Regions from separate parts of the Homo sapiens genome. Here region 1 is linked to region 2. Evidence: read pairs that join two places in POLR2A ChIA-PET (ENCODE). Cell type or tissue: OCI-LY7. All regions are shown on one strand. Each heading gives the region's core, and the rest is flanking DNA. Links, peaks and the distances in the headings are about the cores only. Region 1 overlaps TRAPPC10 (trafficking protein particle complex subunit 10). Region 2 overlaps LOC124905033 (a long non-coding RNA gene).

Region 1 (4,380 bases), core at 218-4,217, 200 kb before region 2:
CACTGATCATGGCCAGTCACAGCAAAACCAGCCCTCAGCTCCTCAACTTCAAAATGACTTCTGACGGCCCTTCTCATTAACCTGGATGTTTAGAGCTTGCTGACTGGTCTAGGTGAACTGACAGTGCCCACAAATGGCAAGCTACAGATTGAGTTAAAGTTACTATCCAAACAGGTGGTTGTCAGTTCCAAGGCTCTGCTAAAAATTTCAACCCTGAAATTGTTTTTTTTTGTTTTTTGTTTTTTGAGACAGGGTCTCACTCTGTCGCCCAGACTGGAGTGAAGTGGCACAAACATGGCTCACCGCAGCCTCAAATTCCTGGGCTCAAGCGATCCTCTGGCCTGTCTCCCAAGTAGCTAGGACTAGAAGCACGCACCACCATGCCCAGCTAACTCTGAAATGTATACAATCGCTTCAAACTGCTAACAGATCTCAGTTAAAAATAAGAAAAATGGGCCAGGCGCGGTGGCTCATGCCTGTAATCCAGCACTTTGAGAGGCCGAGGCGGGCAGATCACAAGGTCAGGAGATCGAGACCATCCTGGCTAACACGGTGAACTCCATCCTTACTAAAAATACAAAAAAATTAGCCAGGTGTGGTGGTGGGCGCCTGTAGTCCCAGCTACTCGGGAGGCTGAGGCAGGAGAATAGCGTGAACCCAGGAGGCGGAGTCGGAGCTTGCAGTAAGCCGAGATCACGCCACTGCACTCCAGCCTGGGCAATAGAGCGAGACTCTGTCTCAAAAAAAAAAAAAGAAAAGAAAAGAAAAATGTCCAAACATACAATGGAATGGTCCCTGGTCACTGTTAAAAAAAAAAAATTGCAAACAGGGGCCTAAAATAATATTCAGAAATTAAACACCATGTAACAAATGTCCAAAAAGCCACATAAGGGAGAGAGCACAGAAGAGGCTGGACTTTTCCTAAGAAGGGATCACCCCACCTTGTAACCACATCTAGAACCCAGAAGCCCAAATGTCAAGATAACATTCCCTCGGTCAGGAGTACACGAAGGACAAACCTCCAAAGACAGACGCAGCTGTCTAAAACCAAAGACGCTTGATGAATGCCGGCCACTGCGCGCTTGGTAGCTAACACAGACAGTGGTGCGGCAGGTGGCATGGTGCCCCACAACATCCTAACCCTCAAAACCTGTGAATGTCACCTTATTTGGGAAAGGGGTCTTTGTAGACTTAATTAAGTTCAGGAGCTCAAGATGTGATTATCCCAGATTATCCAGGCAGGCCCTATATATAGCTGGATTCTAGATATATTTCAAAGATAATGTCAGTTGTGAGAGAAAAAAGAAGTCATAAATGACTCCAAGGTTATCAATTTTTAATTTAAAAACAAATATTCTCTAAGGCCAAAATACTGTGACTATATTTGACATTAAGAGCAGATAGAGGAAAGATTTGAGGAAGAAAGAAGGTGAGACACAGGACAGGAAGCCACAGGAAGCTCTGAGGCAACCCACCACAGAGGCAGGCACTGAGGTGGGAATGTTTTGACTGTTTAAGACCCTGCAGCTGTCTGGGCACAGTGGCTTATGCCTGTAATCCCAGCACTTTGGGAGGCCAAAGAGGGCGGATTGCTTGAATCCAGGAGTTCAAAACGTGCCTGGGCAACATGGCGAAACCCCATCTCTACTGAAAATACAAAAAATTAACTGGGCATGGTGGCACACAAGCAGCTACTCGGGAGATTGAGGTGGGAGAATCACCTGACCCCAGGAGGTCAAGGCTGCAGTGAGCCGAGATCATGCCACTGCACTCCAGTCTGGGCGACACAGTGAGACCATGTCTTAAAAAAAAAAGACCCTGTAATCTTCTGCCGTTGCTGGTCTCTAACTCCAGATCTAAAGCCACCAGGTCTAGAGTGGAGCACGGGGGTGGGAGGGTCAGTACTTGGAGATCAGTGTGCAATACCTTTGGAGACCACACACTTACACACTAAGGCATGCGACTCCAGGGAAGACACTCTGTCAACTGGCAACAAACTTTCCTACGACAAAAAAATCCTTAAGTCAGTTATTTGTATTTCCATTAAAAGATAACCAACTCAGCCAGAGTGAGCCACACAATCACACTGTCAGTTGGCAGGCCTCTGGTGGAAGCACACAGCAAAAACTCTCTAAGGAAAGACTGGTTCATGTGTTATGCCCGACATACTTTTTTTTTTTTTTTTTTGAGACGGAGTCTCACGCCAGGCTGGAGTGCAGTGGCATGATCTCGGCTCACTGCAACCTCCGCCTCCCAGATTCAAGCAATTCTCCTGCCTCAACCTCCCGAGTAGCTGGGACTACAGACGCGAGCCACCACGCCCAGCTAATTTTTGTATTTTTAGTAGAGACGGGGTTTCACCATGTTGGCCAGGGTGGTCTCAATCTCTTGACCTCATGATCCACCCACCTTGGCCTCCCAAAGTGCTGGGATTATGGCCATGAGTCACTGCGCCCAGCCTTTATTTTTTTTTCTGAGACCAGGTCTTGCTCTGTCACCCAGGTTGCAGTGTGAGGTACAATCACAGATCACTGCAGCCTTGACGTCCCAGGTCCAAGTGATCCTCCCGCCTCGGCCTCCCAAGTAGCTGGGAGTACAAGCGCACACCACCACACCTGGCTAACTTTTTTATTTTCATTTTTGTAGAGATAGGAATTCCCTATGTTGCCCAAGCTGTATCATACTTGATTATTTCAGAGATTCATCAGCACTTAAGAAAAAAAGAAAAAAAAAAAGAAAATCAGACCTTTCCATTTCATTTGCATAAAGAACTTACTAGAAACTCTTCAGAAACACATCTTGTAGTAAAGTAGGTGTGTGAGCTGAAAAGAAAGGAAGCTTTTCAATTCTAAAGTATCAGTTCAAATCCACCCTGGAGTTGGGCTAATAACACTAACAGCACGGGTTCCCAAACTGTGTACCTAGGCTTCCCACACACTACGCAGAGAGGCACCAAGAGATATTTTAAATTTATGAGGGAAACAGCAATGCTTGTGGTGTAGGAACCCCACACAAGGTATTCACAGTGTCAACATCAGATCAGGGCTCCACTTCTTTCGATGACATCATTATCGTCGCAAAACAGGGTGGCTGCTCTGATAAAAAGCAAGTACCACCAAAAAGAAGAAGAAAAAAAAAAAACCAAAGGGAGAAGCAGCGTCCAATCCGACCTTCAGGTGAGAGGTGCCACAGAGCTCCCGCAGGGCCTGCCCCCCACGTAGCACACTGCTGCAATTAGGAAGAATGATGAAAATATTTTTTTCTTCCAACTTATATATATTTTTTTTCAAACAGCTCTTGTTAGGACATAATATTTAATAAATTACTGGAATCTAACTACTTAATAAATGGAATTTTTAAGTATTCCTTTTAGCCTAGAGATGCCATGAAAAAAATTACCGAGACACTAAAAGCATTGTGAACAGAGAAAATTGAGGAACCTCTCCTTAGTAACTTTTTTTGCACACTGACTATAATCCTGACACTCTCCTGAGTGCTTTACACACCCTTCTCAACCCGATGGGGTTGGTACTGTACCCGTTTCACAGCTAAGGGTCTGTGAAATTATGTAAGAACCGAGGTCATGCGTACAAGATGGAATGGTTTGTAACCATGCTCGGGTAGAAATGACATAGTAAGTTAAGCACATTTGTTGGTGCCTTTAGTCCCCGCCTCCAAATACATACTCTCTGCAACAACTGCGATTTCCTAAGAAGAATGTTTCTCCTACTTTTCAATCTTTGGTTCAACATTGCCTTGAGAATTCAATATGAAACAAAATCTGCATTTATAACATATTCACCCATTTAAACAGACATTTCAAGTGACTTTTCTGGTAGTAAAACTAGTGATGGTTAAATCGCAAGCACCACATTTTCAGGTTTAGTAGAAAATTTCAATGTGCAAATTTAAAAACTTTAACCTGGCTGGGCGCGGTGGCTCATGCCTATAATCCCAGCACTTTGGGAGGCTGAGGCGGGCAGATCACAAGGTCAGATCAAGACCATCCTGGCTGACACGGTGAAACCCCGTCTCTACTAAAAATACAAAAAATTAGCCAGGCGTGGTGGCGGGCGCCTGTAGTCCCAGCTACTCGGAAGGCTGAGGCAGGAGAATGGCGTGAACCCGGGAGGCGGAGCTTGCAGTTAGCCAAGATCACACCACTGCACTCCAGCCTGGGCAACAAAGCAAGACTCCGTCTCAAAAAATAAAAATTAAAATTAAAAAAATTTTAACCTACAGGGGAAAATCCCAAAGTCCAACCAGACACGAAGCTCTACATATCTGCTCATTTCTGTTGCCTGTTTTCCCCTTTAAAAGTTTCTAATATCAGACCTGGAACCCCAAATACAGAAACTCAGAAAAATGAAACAGGCAACA
Region 2 (4,380 bases), core at 83-4,082:
ATAAGGACACCAGTCATTGGATTTAGGGCCCACCCTAAAACCAGGATGATCACAGACTCTCAATTAATTACACCTGCAAAGACCCTTATTCCAAATAAGGTGGAATTTGGAGGGTGTTCTGCTCAACGTGCTGCAGACAGCAGGAGACACTTAAAAGCTCAGATCGTCATCGCAGTGGTGTTTTTAGGACGGTGCAACCTTCGTGTGCACAGGACATGCTGCTGATGGAAGCAAGTGCGGGTCCTCATCTTTCCAGACATCAGAAGCTGGGCCCGTGTGGGAAACACAGGCTTTGCTTAACCCAGAATTAACTGCAGTCTATGCAGGGGTGCGGCCCCTGCAGGTGTCCCCCGTATCATTCAGGGCTGCCAGCCCAGGCTGCAAAGTCCTCAGGGGTGGGACCCCAGAACTGGACAGGTCTTAGAGGTCACCTTGTCCTCCACACACTTACAGAGGAGGGAACCAAGGCCCAGACAGGCAGGGAGACTTGGCCCAGATCCCAAAGTGGGAGGAGGACGTGGTTCTCGGAGCTGTTCTGACCCCCGAGCTGCTTGAGTCTCTTCAGCAAGCCCCATCCATGTTCATAGCTCCCCACAGTGACAGCCCTGCCTCCCCGGACAGAATCCCAGACACTCTCCTCCCAGCCTCCACTGCCAGGACCCAGGCGTTGGTCAGGCTCAATTCGATGTGCCGTGAGAGGTTTTGATTCAGAACCGTATCCCTGGGGACCAGGCATGAGGCTTCTGCTGTCCTGGTGTGGACAGCACCAGGGGAGGTGGGACCTGAGCCGGTATCTGGGCCCACACAGGAAGGCCGGCTCAGGCACGGTCTGCGTCCCTGCCAGCGTCCCCGTCTTCTACCTGGTGAGTTCACACCCGAGGTCGCAGAATCAAGGCCAGGGCTCAGGCTACCACACTCAACTCTTCCAGGATGCAGTGGCTCCCCGTGGCCTCTCCAGGATGTCCACTGTCCTCTCTGAAGGCTGAGGCCAGCTCAGGACTGCAGAGCCACAGCCTGCTCTCCCTCCCTCCCCTTCTCCCCACCCCCCCCTCCTCTCTCCCCTGGGACTGCACCTCCCCACCCCCATCAAATGTTGGCATGTGGCCACTGGGAACCTGGGCTGAGATGCAGGGTCAAGCCAAATCTACTCCCTCTGGAAAGAACTGTCTTGGTTACAAAGGAAACGGGAAACCAAGGCCCCTTCAATGAGCTCCCTTCTAAATGGAGTTTGATCGATTCTTCTGCCAAGTGAAGGTGCCTGCAAGACTTTGTTCTAACAATCTCCTAACAGTTTTACGCTATTCTATAGAGGACAACCTTCTAGGGGCAAAAGAATGGCTCAGAATTTAATCCATGAAAGGTCGCTGAATATTGGAGACCCTGTGAGCATTTGAATTTGACGAGGAGTTGGGGGAGGGAGAGAGTTCTTTTCAACCAACACAGCCCATGGGGAAAGGGGAGCAAACTCACGAACCATGGCAGAGCCCTCCCACCCAGCTCTGAGTTTTCCTGCTGGAAAACCCCACCACAGCAGGAAAGATGAAGAAAAAAAGACATTGCACTCATGAAACAGGAACAGGAAGCTGTAAAAAAAGAACAAGCAGAGAGCAGAAATGAGCTCTTGGAAATGAAACCTGGGAGGGCAGAAATTTAAAATGCAGGAGGAAGTTCGGACATTCAAGAACATCTCCCAGAAAGCAGAACAAAAGACAAGGCAGTGAATGTTGGGGAGGAAAATAGGAGGAGGAGAAGTTCCACCTTCCAACCGCAGAGCTCAGAGGGAAGAGGGGGTCTAAGACAGAAGGGAGCTCACACAGCACATTCCCGAAGCTGCAGCACTGCTCTGCAGGCTGAGGGGGTCCTTGGTCTGGACAGAGGGTGGAGGCAGACCCCACCCACCAAGCATAAAGCCTCAGGCTTGGAGATCACAGGAAGTGCCTGTGTGGACTTGTGTATGAGTGTGTGCACGTGTATGTGTGTTTGCATGCATGTATGTGTCTGTGTGTGTCTGCATCTGCTTGTGTGTCTATGTGCATATGTGTGCTTGTGTGCGTTTGTGTGCACCTGGAATCTCAGCACTTTGGGAGGCCAAGGCAGGAGGATCACATAAGCTCAGGAGTTTGAGACCAGCCTAGGCAACATTGTGAGACCACAATCTCTACAAAAAAAAAAAAAAAAAAGGTTTTAATTAGCTGGGCATTGCAGTGTGCACCTGTAATCCTAGCTACTCAGGAGGCTAAGGCTGGAGAATCGCTTGAGTCCAGGAGGTTGAGGCTGCAGTAAGCTGAGATTGCGCCACTGCACTCCAGCCTGGGCAATGGAGAAAGACCCTATCTAAAAAAAAAACAAAAACAAAAACAAAAAACACACACAACAGAAAGTTAAAGCTTCCACACTGGAGAAGCTATCCGGGGTGACACAGAGCAGAAAGGAGACCCCAAAAGAGGTAGAGTTGGAGAGGAAGAAGCCAGACTGACAGAGAGACGGACAGACAAGGGCACGGCCCCCACCCAGGCCCGGGGCAGCCCCTGGGGGCCCAGCTCCAGGGTGAGTCCATTTCCTGCACATGCAAGCCCTGCGCACACCCACAGGAGGAACTCTCAGGAGGCCACGCCAATCTGACATCAACAGGGCCCCGCCACCATCGAGGCAGCTTTCATGATTGCCAGCCATGAAACCCGGGAGGAGGCTGCCAGCAGGCTCCAGAGGCAGATGAACCCAGCCCCTGCCCACCTCTCCAGGACACAGCCGTCCTCGGACATGGGCCACCACACCTGCTCCAGCAATCAGCAGGACAGAGACTGAGACCTTGGCCATGGCATGGAGCTGCCGCACAAGGAACACAACAGATGCTGCTAGCGTGCACTGGCACGCATTCTACGTGTACCGAAACCAGCAGGCTACACTCCTGCTCTGATCACAAACACACTGCCTCGCGGAGGGGGCGGACACAATGCTGGCTGCAGCTGAGACGCCCACCGTACCAGGCCTTGCCGAGACTGGGATCCTGGCTGTCCCACCCCAAGCCCACAGGGTCGGTGGGCCTGTCTGTGACACTATGTGGGAGGAGGGCGCCAGGCTGGCTACCCAGTCTAGGGTGGGACCACAGCACTGAGGAGAAGCCCTGGGGATGCCCACTGAGCCTCCTGGTACAGCCCCTCAGAAGCCACTGCCCAGCTAACACACAGCCACCCGGTTTCTGGGGCGGAGCCAGGCCTGGGGCCAGTGCCCTCCTGAGCCGGCACCCAGAGGGCATGCAAAGAGGCCCCAGGGCTGGGCCCCAGGAGAAACACTGACCCTCACAGCCCAGAGGAGGCCTTTGTGTGGGAGGAGCTGCCCTGAGCTGCCTTCGAGCCTCGAAAGGTGTCACCCTCTGGGGCGTCAGACCACAGGCAGCCCCAAGTGTGCTAAATGTGCTTCCCTGGCCCCTCCAGCATCCTCCCTGTGGTCTGTCCTGCCACGCCTGCCTGCTGGTTCCGGCCGGGTGACAGTGGGCACCTGCTGAGCGGGTCTCTGCAGCCACCCTGCACGGCGAACGGCCCGGCCAGTTGAGGTCTCCAGTGGCCTCGCTGTGACCTCAGAACCAGGGACTGGGTCACAGGTCAGGTTGCACCTCCTCGACCCACACAAGGCGGCCACCTGCCCCAAGCCAAGTGTGCCCAGACCTCCGTCCTGAGCTCAGCCTGCAGCAGATGGCGCTCTCTGCTGCCCCCCTTCTTTCCTTGGCCACCCCAACCATGGTCCCCCAGGCTTTGCCTCGTTTGGTGCCCTCAGCCCTCCTCCTAGGCTGGGCCTCCTGCAGGCCATGCAGGAGAGGCCTCTTGTCCACCTGTGCCCTGCAGAGGCACCCCCCACCAGCCCCACAGAGCTGCCGTCCCTGCTGGGGCTGTGGCCAGCTCCGGGGGCACACCCCTCGTGGACAGAGGCTGTCTGGGGCCAGGGGGGTTGGGGAGGGGTGGAGGGGAGGTGGCTGATGGGTCAGTCCCTCCAGCCTGGGTCTGGGAGAACCCACAGCAGGCTTTGTGGGGTGCCTGGTTGCCTCTCACAGGGAAAGTGTCAGAGGGGCAGTTGGGGGTGACTTCCTGGTCAGGGGGAGAGTGGCAGGAGGGCCTATGTCCAGGAGGGGCTATGTCATCCCCTAGCACCTGCTGGGCGGTAGGGACAGGTTTTCTGGCCCCACAAGGGCCACACGCCCAAGGCCAGGACCTGACCTGGGGCCAAATCTCCCCAGTAGCTCCTGTGTCCGTTCACCACCTGGCTGAGCTGGGCTGTGCCCTGGTGGTGGCTGAGGGTCCTGGAGGCGGAAGTGCACAGGGCACAGCAGCTCACCCAGAGATCAGGCCCCGTTAACCCTCAGCAGGAGAGGGAGGCAGGGGCCGG

The links. Peaks named below come from ENCODE experiments on the same cell type or tissue, not always from the same donor. Only the 100,000 strongest peaks of a DNase experiment are listed, where the experiment ranks them.
Region 1: POLR2A ChIA-PET joins it to region 2 with 5 read pairs; 5 of 35 experiments call an interaction of 5 or more read pairs at or near these places.

What each region holds. Positions count from the first base shown.
Region 1 is chr21:44,016,499-44,020,878 of GRCh38, reverse strand. All of the region lies in intron 1 of TRAPPC10 (trafficking protein particle complex subunit 10), which reads right to left. Among named protein-coding and RNA genes, the nearest start is that of TRAPPC10, 6.4 kb to the right of the region's middle. In OCI-LY7, for the core only: no CTCF peak of the experiment used is centred there; no DNase peak of the experiment used is centred there; H3K4me3 peaks cover 430 bases.
Region 2 is chr21:43,816,180-43,820,559 of GRCh38, reverse strand. It overlaps LOC124905033 (a long non-coding RNA gene), which reads right to left. Exons shown (of 2, transcript XR_007067897.1): 2 at 1-34. Among named protein-coding and RNA genes, the nearest start is that of AATBC, 5.8 kb to the right of the region's middle. In OCI-LY7, for the core only: a CTCF peak has its summit at 3,709 (motif pointing right); DNase peaks (open chromatin) are centred at 1,639 and 3,422; H3K4me3 peaks cover 857 bases; H3K27ac peaks cover 806 bases.